2 separate regions of the Homo sapiens genome follow, and region 1 is linked to region 2. The links are chromatin loops, found by intact Hi-C in ENCODE. Cell type or tissue: endothelial cell of umbilical vein. All regions are shown on one strand. Each heading gives the region's core, and the rest is flanking DNA. Links, peaks and the distances in the headings are about the cores only.

Region 1 (5,375 bases), core at 73-5,072, 190 kb before region 2:
TCCTCCCCAGGCTCTTTCTGCTGCAGCCCTAGCACTGGGAGAGGCTGCCATGTGAGCTGCCATGGAGATCCCAGCGACACCTGTACTAGAGCTCTGGCTGCTGGGTCTAGGGGCCCTGGCTGTCTGGCCCTGCTCCTGCTGTTCCTTTTCCTCCTGCTCCTCCTCCTCCTGCTCCTTCTCCTCCTGCTCCTTCTCCTCCTGCTACTCCTCCTTCTCTTTCTCCTCCTCCTGCTCCTCATCCTCCTGCTCCTCATCCTCCTGCTCCTCTTCCTTCTGCTCCTTGTCCTCTTCTTGCTCCTCTTCCTCCTCCTGCTCCTCCTCCTCCTGCTCCTCCTCCTTCTGCTCCTCTTCCTCCTCCTGCTCCTCCTCCTCTTTCTCCTCCTCCTCCTGCTCCTTCTCCTTCTCTTTCTCCTCCTCCTGCTCCTCGTCCTCCTGCTCCTCTTCCTTCTGCTCCTCCTCCTCCAACTCTTCTTCCTCCTCCTGACCCTTGTTCTCCTGCTTCTCCTCCTTCTGCTCCTCTTCCTCCTCCTGCTCCTCCTCCTTCTCTTTCTCTTCCTCCTCCTGCTCCTCCTCCTCTTTCTCCTCCTCCTTTTGCTCCTGCTTATCCTCCTCCTCCTGCTACTCCTCCTGCCCCTCCTGTTCTTCCTCCTCCTCCTCCTTTTGCTCCTCCTGTTCATCCTCCTGCTTCTCCTGCTCCTGCTCCTCCTGCTTCTCCTCCAGCAGCTCCTCCTCCTCCTGTCCTCGCTTTTTCTTCATCTTTGTCTTCTTTTCGTCTTCCCTCTCTTTTTCTTTTGAAATCACTATGGACCACAATAAGTTGTCACAGTAGTGCAGAGGTCCCGAGTACCTATCATCCAGTTTCCCCCAATGATGACTTCTTACATCATGAAGCAAGGACATTGATTGGCTCCAGATCATCAACTGGATTACAGCTCTTACTCTTATTTCACCAGTGTTCACATCCGCTCATTTTTGTATATTTTTGTATCTAATTCCATGATGTTTTATCACATATATAGATTCGTATAATTACCACCACATCAAGTTCCAGAGCTATGCTGTCACTATGGGGGAAAGCACCTTGTATTCCTCCTTGTAGTCACATGCTCCTCCTCTTTTCTATGCACTAGCAACCACTCCCCTGCACTCCATCTCTACAGCAATGCCATTTTGAAAATGCTATATCAGTGGAATCATGCAGTGTGTAATCTTTTGAGATGGGCTTTTCTTCACTTAGCATAATTCCCTTGAGCTCCATCCAAGTTGTTGCATGTATCAACAGTTCGTTCCTTTTTTGTTGCTGGGTAGTATTCCATGGTATGGATGCACCACACTTTGTGTTACCATTCACCAGTTGAAATTTGGGTTGTTTTCAGGTTTTAGATATTTATGTATATAAAGCTGCATGAGTCATATAACTGGCTGAATACATTTAAATGAATATCAGTCATGCAGATCTTTTAGAAATGAGCTCTCTGAATCTTAGTTAATAGAACAATATACATATTTCAAGGAGAGGTCTTTCCTACCTACCTACTTCAGAGGTTTCTTAAAGGGGTGTCTGCAAAACTGACCATCTCCAGTTCACCCCTCTGATATCTTCCTATGATTTCCAGACTTATATTTAGGAAGACCAAGGCTGGTCCTTTTCTGTTAGAAGTCACCTGTCTGAAAAAATTCTAGCTACCAAAATTGGTCATCGGCTAAGTTCATTTTCACCTTGGAGCCATTGTAAATCTTCACCTTGTCCTATTGCCTTCGAACCACTCTCTGACATTATGATCCTCATTGATTTGTTCCCTTGTTTGTTGACTGCCCCATGAGAGCTTCATAAGAGGTAGACTTTGCCTTGTTCTCTGCTATTCCCTAGTTTACAATTGAAGGGCCAGACACGGGACAGGTGTATAATAATGTTTGTGAATAAATGTGTTAGTGAATTCTATCTTCAATACAGAAAAGAGATTTGTAAAAGCTCTCCCCAAAAGACTGGATTTAAGTAAATATAAATAGAGCTTGCCAAATAAATAGAGTGAAGGGAAACCATTCCAGGGCTTGGACTTAGAAAGCCTGAGTCAGAACTTCAGCTCTGCCTCTTACTGTCTTGGTATCTGTAGGAACTGATCTAATTTCTTTGCCAAAGTCATCTCATTTGCAACATCACCTTCTTCACAAGATAACTGTGATGCTCAAGTAAGTCAGTTTGTGTGAATGTACTTTGTAAGACACTAAAGTGCTGTATAAATCTAAGGGATTCTTATTGCCATGGTTATCACCTCCTCCTTCTCTCTCCTGCTTCCCTCCTTCTCCTTCATCATCATTTTCACCATCATCATGACCATCTGCACCCTTGGAAGGATAAAAAGCATCCAGGCAACTGCAAATATGAAATCTTGGCATTCTTATGACATTCCAGCCAGTAGAGGGCAACAGTTCCTACCTGCTAAGTACAATGTCTTTAAACATCAAGTTGAAATATGCATGGCAACTTATGATCATTTATATGTCTTTATTTTTAAAGGAAACACGCTCATCCACCCTAATCATTCTTCCATTCAGCAATTCCTTCCCAGTATTTTTGTTCAGTACATTGCCTTAGCACAAACCTCTTAGAAATGTCTGGCTGCTGTGAAAGAAAGTGATTTTATTTACTTATTATTTCAATGGGATTTGCATTCTTGTCCTCCCTTCCTGGTTGCCTGGGTGAGATGCAGTGCAAAATTTGGCTCAGGAGTGATGATACAAGCATGCTTCTCTTTTCTTGACACTGGCATTAGAAGATAGTGTAATTGCTTGTGTTTGATTAGGTTCTCTGAGAATTCTGTCACTCTTTGAGGTGATTCCTATATTCCCTCCTTGCTAGACTGTCGCTGTGTGTATTTCACCCTAGGACTGGTGGAGAGAGTTGTTAAGCTGACCTCTGGAGTCTATCTGGTACAGTCTGACTTCCCCACAGTGTGTATCAGCAGGCAGGTCATTGGTGTAGGGACAGACAGACTGGGAAGTTGCTGAGGCACTTTACTCCAGAAAGTAAGGGCAGCTGGGTTTTTTTCTTTTCTGTCTCTGGTTCTTGAATCAGGATGGATTTTTGATATACTGCTTAACCCTGCTGCCAGGGGACCCACCAGGGTAAAGCAGCACCCACACCTCAGGATAAGCAGAAAGAAAGAGATACACAAGGTAGCCCAGTTTTTTCCATTTAACAAAAGCCAGCTGGGGAATAATCAAATATTAACATTTGCTTACTCACTTTAAAGAGGATGGTGTTTGTTTCATCACAGGGTAGAGAGGGGTGGCTGTGCCGTCCTGGAATGCTTTTTTTTTTTGAGATGGAGACTCACTCTGTTGCCAGGCTGGAGTGCAGTGGCGTGATCTCGGCTCACTGCAACCTCCATCTCCTGGGTTCAATCAATTCTCCTGCCTCAGCCTCCCGAGTAGCTGGGATTACAGGCATGTGCCGCCACACCTGGCTAATTTTTTTGTCTTTTTAGTAGAGATGAGGTTTCACCATATTGGTCAGGCTGGTCTCGAACTCCTGACCTTGTGATCCGCCCACCTTGGCCTCCCAAAGTGCTGGGATTACAGGCATGAGCCACCGCACTCGGCCAATACTTCTTTTTTTGATGGAACTCTATTAACCTTAGCTTCACACCAGCCCCTTTTATTAAGGAGAACACCATGATATTTAAACAAGAATGTTTACACATTTGAGTATCAGTCATTCACTCACTTATCCCATGTCTATAGAAAGCCTACTATACCCTGGAGTTAGAGATTCAAAATGAGAAAAAACCAGGACCCTTCCTTGGAATAACTCCCAGTCTCTGGGGGATACCAATGTAGGTCATTAATGTTTACAGAGGAGTAGGTGGTGTAACCCAGCCAAGAGCACAGGGCCATGGCAGCTCAGTGGAAACGGTGGTTTGCTCTACCAGCCAGAGGCTTCTAAGGAAACACCATTGGAGCTGTGTCTATGCAGTATGAGGCATGTTTTGGGGTGAATTTTTATCTTGTTTTACTCCCTAAACAATCTTGGATCATATCTATAGGAATGCTGACTGGGAAGGATACAGTAAATTCTGATTATCATTCCCCATCCAAGTCTCACCCAGTTTCACCTGGTGTACGTTGTGATTAGGTTTGGCAGTAGCGAGTTCGTGACCACGTTGTGACGTGCTGGCATATACTTCCTGAGAGTTAAGGATGGGAAGCCAGATCTTTACTTTAGGGCACCTTTGGGAAAATGCCAGCTTGGCCAAGCCGAGAAATAACAAACTTTTTTTTTTTTTTTAAGTAGAGACCATACTCACTTCTCCCCAGGACAGGGCATGCCTCTTAATATTTTGCCATGATGGCTTTGGGGCCACTAAGAAAAAGTGCTGATGTAGGGAGAGGACACTGCAAGCTTCAGATCGAAGGGGCCCTGCCCCAGGGAAAAAACCTCAACTTTTCCACTGAAGCTCTATGTGACTGTAGGTCATTTATCTTGACTTCTCTGGAGCCATAATGTCCTGTATACTGATTTGGTCCTTTTGCAAAGCATCGCCTTCTCAGTGATGATTCCCAGGATATCTCTAAGAAAGTTTTAAAGGCAAAGGCCTTCTTGCACCTTGCATCCTCTGTAACTCTGAGCCTGCTCTGCGGAGTAGTGGGTATTGGGCTGCTACTCCTTGGTGGGGAAAGCAAACAGGCTGACACATCAGCAGAGTGACCAAAGCTGCATACCCTCCAAGATGTGATCCAGCCTGGAGCAGAGCCTGGCCCCAGGGACTGCACAGCCCACACTCCTAGGCTTGGAACATTTCAGACTCATGCTGACTTGGCTCTGGAGCTGGCTGTAGCCAGCTGGGACACTGAACCATTTGCTTGTTCTGTTGACAGCCCAGAAGAACTGGAGCCCTTTGCCTGTGGGTGAAGTCTAAATTTAGCCCCAAAGAAGTTGCCTTCCCATTTTGCTGGAGAAAAGCTCTTTTCACGGGAATGGGCCTCTGCTTTGATTAAGTGGGAGGACCCACATCTGGGAATACATAAACTTTATTGTCCTTGGATGACAAAACGGTTTCCTTGCCTACTGGTTTTCCGCCTTTTTAGCCTGGGGTGTGATCATCTGTGCTTATGACTGTGTTGGCCGGGGCAAGTCATTTGGCTGTGGCCAGGGCTCCCGATCCTGAGCCTAAGCTGGAGTCAACACCTGGGGATGTTGTCTTGTCCCCACTTCACCTCCTGAGGCCCAGCTCTGTAAGTGCAGATGTGACAGAGAGCAGGAGTCTGGGTCTCTGTGAATGATCCTGGGAGAACATGAGGCCCAGGTTTGTACCCCTTTGGACCAGATCCTGGTATGGCAGGAGGCCTGAAACATCCCAGGGCTTTTCTGTAAG
Region 2 (5,375 bases), core at 163-5,162:
CTTTCAGACTTGAATCCACGTGACTAAGTTGTATGTTCAGTTGAATTTTTCAGTGAGAATTTAGCATCGTAGTTTTGAGAGGAGATGAAGAAAGTTGCTCTTACTGCAGGCCTGGCCCCTTTTAATCTGATTAGGTTTCACAGTTTATTTTCCAGAGAAAGAGATGAGACAGAGTTTTGTCTAATTGAGACTGGGACAGGCCCAGAGTTAAACATTGGTCTTTGGGCCCCATCACCTCTTTCCCCTTGAAAAATGTCATAAGCAGACCCAAATACACATTTTTTCCCCTCATTTTGATTTCAGCCAAAGCCATTTTGGGATTTGGATGGTACCACTATTTATTTAGTTAAACTGTGAAGGCAGATCTGTGTGCTTTTCAGTGCAGGCATTCTTTTTTCTTTTTGACCCTGGAATATCTCCGTTTTGTGTAGACAGAGACCAGTTGTCAGCTGATAGACTATCACTTGAGGGGTGATGGCAGCAGTAGATGCATGGGAAAACATCTTGATAAGGCCTTGGAGAAAAGGCTGCTCTTTCGGAAGCAGGGCCCATTTGCCAAGAAGGCAGCAAGGGAAATCGCTGGTGGCAGAGGCTTATAACAAACAGGAAGAAGAGACAGGTTTGCCAAAGGCTTCTGTGCATTTTTCCCCTTCGCAAACTTTCAGACAGATGAAAATGTTTTTAAGGTGGTTTTTGGGTTTGCACCTACAGGGAGAGTTCCAGTGCATTCCAAAGCACCATGCTGCACATTATGGAAATGCCACACACAGCTAGATTCTATCATAAAGAAATTTGTCATGCAAATTCTGAGGATGTTTGGCTGGTGTCAGGGAGGGAAGGCATATCAAAGTAACTCAGGCACACCCTTCAAATGTCTTGCAATTTCATAGCATGCATTTATCCAAATTTATGGCTAAGGCAACAAAAGGTCTCCCAGCTTCCTTATTCTTCAGCTTTCCATAATTAAATTATGATAAACAACTTTATCTAAAAGCCTCATCCAGGGACAATCTTTTTAGATAGAGGAGATAGTGGTTCCAACTGATTGTACTTATCTGCAGCAATAAAGGTTTCTATTTATTTAATTTTTAATTTTAATTTTATTTATTTTTTAATGAGTCCCTGGGAAGTAAGGCTGGATTTAGAGATTTTTCTCTTTTTGCATATTATCTTTATGATTAGTAAATACATAAACACACTGGTTTCCGAGAAGCTGCCTGGCCATGGCTTTATTTGGGTGGGGGGAGGGAGGGAAGGAATCACACATCAGCCTTCTCTTTCAATTTAAATTTTACGGTAAGAATCTATTTTGGGAGGGAAATGGAGCATGCTAAGCTAATGACAGTTTTCCCTTCTCTTATTTTTCCCACGTCACAGCAACGTGCTCGCATCAGCTCCTCGGTGTGTCGCGATGTTGGCAATGTTGCACTAATTAAGTGAAGTCTCCAAATCACTCGAAAAAACGAATAAACAGTCAACGAGGCAGGGAAGGGTTAAGGTGAAGCTAGATTAAACCTGTCAGCAAACAGACTCATTTATTTTCAAAGCTGTAGTTTCCACAATGGAAACAACCCACTTTGCCTGGAGACCCTTAGGTCCGTTCCGTGGGGACCCGGTTTCAACTCTTGGACAGAGGAAGTCGGTAGTCCACCGTGAGCTCAAGGACAGCTAGCTGATCGTCAGGTCCCAACACTTGCCAAGCGTCCCTCACTCCCACCTCGCGCCTTCGTACTTTGGTTACAAAAATCATCTCTCTGCGATTGCACCCCTTTTGAGTAGAGGGTGCCACTGCGTGGGGAGGAGGCGGCGATTCAGCAGGGGGATCACAGGAGCTGACTCCCCGACACCCAGTGCTGCAGAGGCGAGAGGGCGCAGCCGGGCTGAGAGAGCGACGGAGCTCCGAGCTGCAGAGGCCGCCGCGCGGCGGCCCCCGCCAGAGATGAGCGGTGGGGCGGGGGTTCCTCCCTCTTTTCGGGTGAATGAATGATTAGTCAAACACCACCTCCCCGCCCCGGTCCGCCCGAGATTGGAAGGGAGGAGTCTCGGAGCGACTGTTCATTTTTTAAGGACGAAAGGCGTTTGCCTCGGTACGTTTTTAAATCGACCTTGTGTGTGTTTCAACTTCGGTCATCCCTAGTGTCAGGACGCGCAGACAGCTAAGCACAGAACACATCTCTAAGGCCACTTGCCCCTCTGTCCGCTCAGCCCCCTGAGTTCGCTGTCGCGCCCCCGCCAGAGGGAAGCAAAGCAGGGCATGAAAAGTTGCGGGGGCCCTACTGCCCCGGGTGTGTCGCTCCTTCCCAAAGGTGGGGCACCCGGGAGCGAGCAGGGTGGTGGGGCGCCCCTGCGTCCCGTTTGCTGCTCCCTCGCTGGATTGGGGCACCCGGGCCTGAGCGCTAGTGCTGCGGCATCCCCGGGGCTCCCCCAAGAAAGGGAGGAGGAGCCGCGCTCGCCCGGACAGTGGAGACGCGCCTTCTCGGCTCTGGTCCGCGCCCTGGGGCCCTGGCCTCCCTGGAGGGGCTGGGGAACTGGAAGCTGGGCCGAGAGAGTTCCCGCTGCAGCTATCGCGCAGTCCCTCCTGCGCCCGGGCGCCCCCAGCGGGTTCCGGGAGGCGCCCGGTGAGCCCACGTCTGTTGCGGCGGAGCGAGCGCGCTCCGGGAGGGCCGAGAGCCGGCGGGGCTGGCAGGAGGTGAGGAGTGCGGGAGTGGAGGACGCTGCGGCAGCGACAGCGACAGCCCCCGAAACAGTAGCGGCAGCCCGGGCGGCGGCTGAGCGGCAGTGCGCAGTCGGCAGCGCCGCAGCTCCTCTCAGTCTATCTCCGGCTGCCGCAACACCCCTTCCTCCTGGCCCCCTCTCCGGCGCTGAGGGGCTGACTGCTAAGCCACTGCAAGCAACTCCCTCAGGAAAAAAAAAAAAAAAGCCGCATCGGAGGAGCCTGGCCGCAGGACCCCTCCTCCCCGGGCGCCCCCACACCTTGGTCTCTCCCCCCGCCCTCCCTCACACCCCCCCGCCCCCCAGCTCTCGGGCGCCCGCCTCCCTCCTTCGCGGACGGTCTCCCGACACGCCGGCTGAGAGCCCTTTTCGACTGTGAGCTGCGGCAGCTGAGCAGAGGCGGCGGCGCGGGACCTGCAGTCGCCAGGGATTCCCTCCAGGTGACGATGCTCTGGTTCTCCGGCGTCGGGGCTCTGGCTGAGCGTTACTGCCGCCGCTCGCCTGGGATTACGTGCTGCGTCTTGCTGCTACTCAATTGCTCGGGGGTCCCCATGTCTCTGGCTTCCTCCTTCTTGACAGGTAGGGGAGGGGGCGGGAGGGACCGGCCCTCCGGGACGCCGGTTTGGTACCTGGGAAAGGTGGCGCTGGCTTGCCCCGGGGATGGGAGGGTGGGGAGCGCGCACCTTGGCGCTTGCCCTGCGCTGGTCGATGGGGATGAAGCGAAGCCCCGGGAGGGCTGGGAAGGCTGGTGAAGAGGTTGCGGGCTGAGAGGCTGTTGCCTTCAATGTAGTAATAATAGACATTCTTCTATTTGAATTTGAGAAATTATTTTATTTATTTTTAATGCTTTCCTCAACTTTTATTTTAATCTTTCCCTCTGTAGAACTCAGGAAAAAAATTTGTGCAGTTTTCCGCACATCTTCCTTTCTCATCTTTGGGGTTGCAATACATCCACTGTGCTAGGAGTGCTTTTTAAAGCACTGGCTCTCAAGACCTTGAATTTAAAGAAACTATCATTTAAAAAGGGCACTAATAGCCGGATATAATAATTATATGTTTTCAGGCAGGTGAAGACCTCAGCTGCTATTCTGAAGGACATACTTTACTGACACCTGGTGCAGAAAAGAAAATATGGAGTCAATTTCTAAGAGAAGGGAAAAGGGGATTGCGTTTCAAAAAGTGATTTAAACCTAAGACAATGCGAGACAGATTCATAGAAAGGCCTGTTTATTGACTCAGTTCTGAGTTTTGGTCAATTTAAAATCTGCCCCAATTTGAGGGTTTTTTTAAATTTTATTTTTTATTTTTTTCTTTGCGTATGGGGCTGTGTGCTTAGTTGAAATATCTTCATAAAGGAGGAGTGTTATTAAAAATCCAGTGAAATACTTGGAATTGTGCTTAGACCATCTGAGAACAGATAATTTATCCCTATATCATAGTCTTTTCTTTTTTGAACCTGTTTAAATAAAATTATTGAAAATGGAGTTGGGGGCAGAGGTTTTGCTTTGGTGAATTTAATAATTTAAACCACATTAAGAATTCTGAAGTTTGGGTAGAGGTTTCAAAAAGGATTAGTGTAAAAATTTTAAATGTTGAAATCATGCTGCTAAGCTAACTTTAAATGAAACATTTTTCCCCCCTGAATTTCAGGTTCTGTTGCAAAATGTGAAAATGAAGGTGAAGTCCTCCAGATTCCATTTATCACAGACAACCCTTGCATAATGTGTGTCTGCTTGGTAAGTGTGGAGATCAGGTAATATGAACTCAACTGCTCTCTCTGATAAGGTGAATCCATTAAATGTGATAATATAACCAGATCTTACAAATTGTCTTTATCATTACAAAATTGCACATAACTGTACATAGTTTGTGAGTTGAATCCAGTTAATTTCTGAGTTTTATGGACTTTGGCAATTTCCATTTCATCCAGCTGGAAATTCTTATCTTTGACATCATCCTTATAGACGTAAATTTCAGATAGGCTTTGTATGACGTCTCGGTGAAATGACAGTTTGTAATGTCTGTTTCCAGTAATGATTACTACAACCAAATTCTTGGGACAACAAAACTTTCTGCGTTGGTTCTGTCATTTAAGCTCAGTGGGAAAATGATGAGATAAGATTTAAGTATGAAGGTCAGGAATAAGGTATGCGACAAAGGGAAAGAGAGGTGACAGCCACAAAAAACAAACATAAGGACAAGATGTAATTCTGGATTTCTTTCTCGGGTTTCTTTGCCTGTTATACCCTAAACCCTCAAATACTGTCTTTATTTCTGATTTGGAAGCATGAGTCGGAAAGGACAATTCCATCCTTAATAGAGAATGACACTTGGCTGTCAGCTGCTTAGTTAACACTATCAGTGGTTAGAAGACTCAAAAAATAATTTGTTTCCATTTATTTTAGTTTAGTAGTTAATGATAAGTCTAATAAGTAACCACTTGGGGGAGATTAAGTAATGTGAATAAGAATTTCTGAGATGAAATATAGACCTACAAGGTAAACATTTTTGCTTAGGAGTGTTTTACATGCCAATCACTTTTGGCAAAATTTGGTTAGAAACTACACATTATAAAACCTTGTTGGAAATACATTAAGGCAGTCAAATGCAAAGCCCCAGAATGATAGAGGACTACTTGTTGCTAGATCAGCATGCTGTGTGGC

What was found. Peaks named below come from ENCODE experiments on the same cell type or tissue, not always from the same donor. Only the 100,000 strongest peaks of a DNase experiment are listed, where the experiment ranks them.
Region 1: a loop joins it to region 2, with 5 times the contacts of the local background. A loop is called at or near these places in 7 of 110 quality-filtered maps.

The regions. Positions count from the first base shown.
Region 1 is chr7:33,714,372-33,719,746 of GRCh38, forward strand. No RefSeq gene overlaps it. Among named protein-coding and RNA genes, the nearest start is that of FLJ20712, 8.9 kb to the right of the region's middle. In endothelial cell of umbilical vein, for the core only: a CTCF peak has its summit at 2,410 (motif pointing right); a DNase peak (open chromatin) is centred at 2,430.
Region 2 is chr7:33,902,456-33,907,830 of GRCh38, forward strand. BMPER (BMP binding endothelial regulator) reads left to right here and starts at 3,084. Exons shown (of 15, transcript NM_001365308.1): 1 at 3,084-3,291; 2 at 4,363-4,448. The coding sequence starts at 3,159. In endothelial cell of umbilical vein, for the core only: a CTCF peak has its summit at 2,636; DNase peaks (open chromatin) are centred at 1,676, 1,846, 2,116 and 2,676; H3K4me3 peaks cover 2,125 bases; H3K27me3 peaks cover 1,173 bases.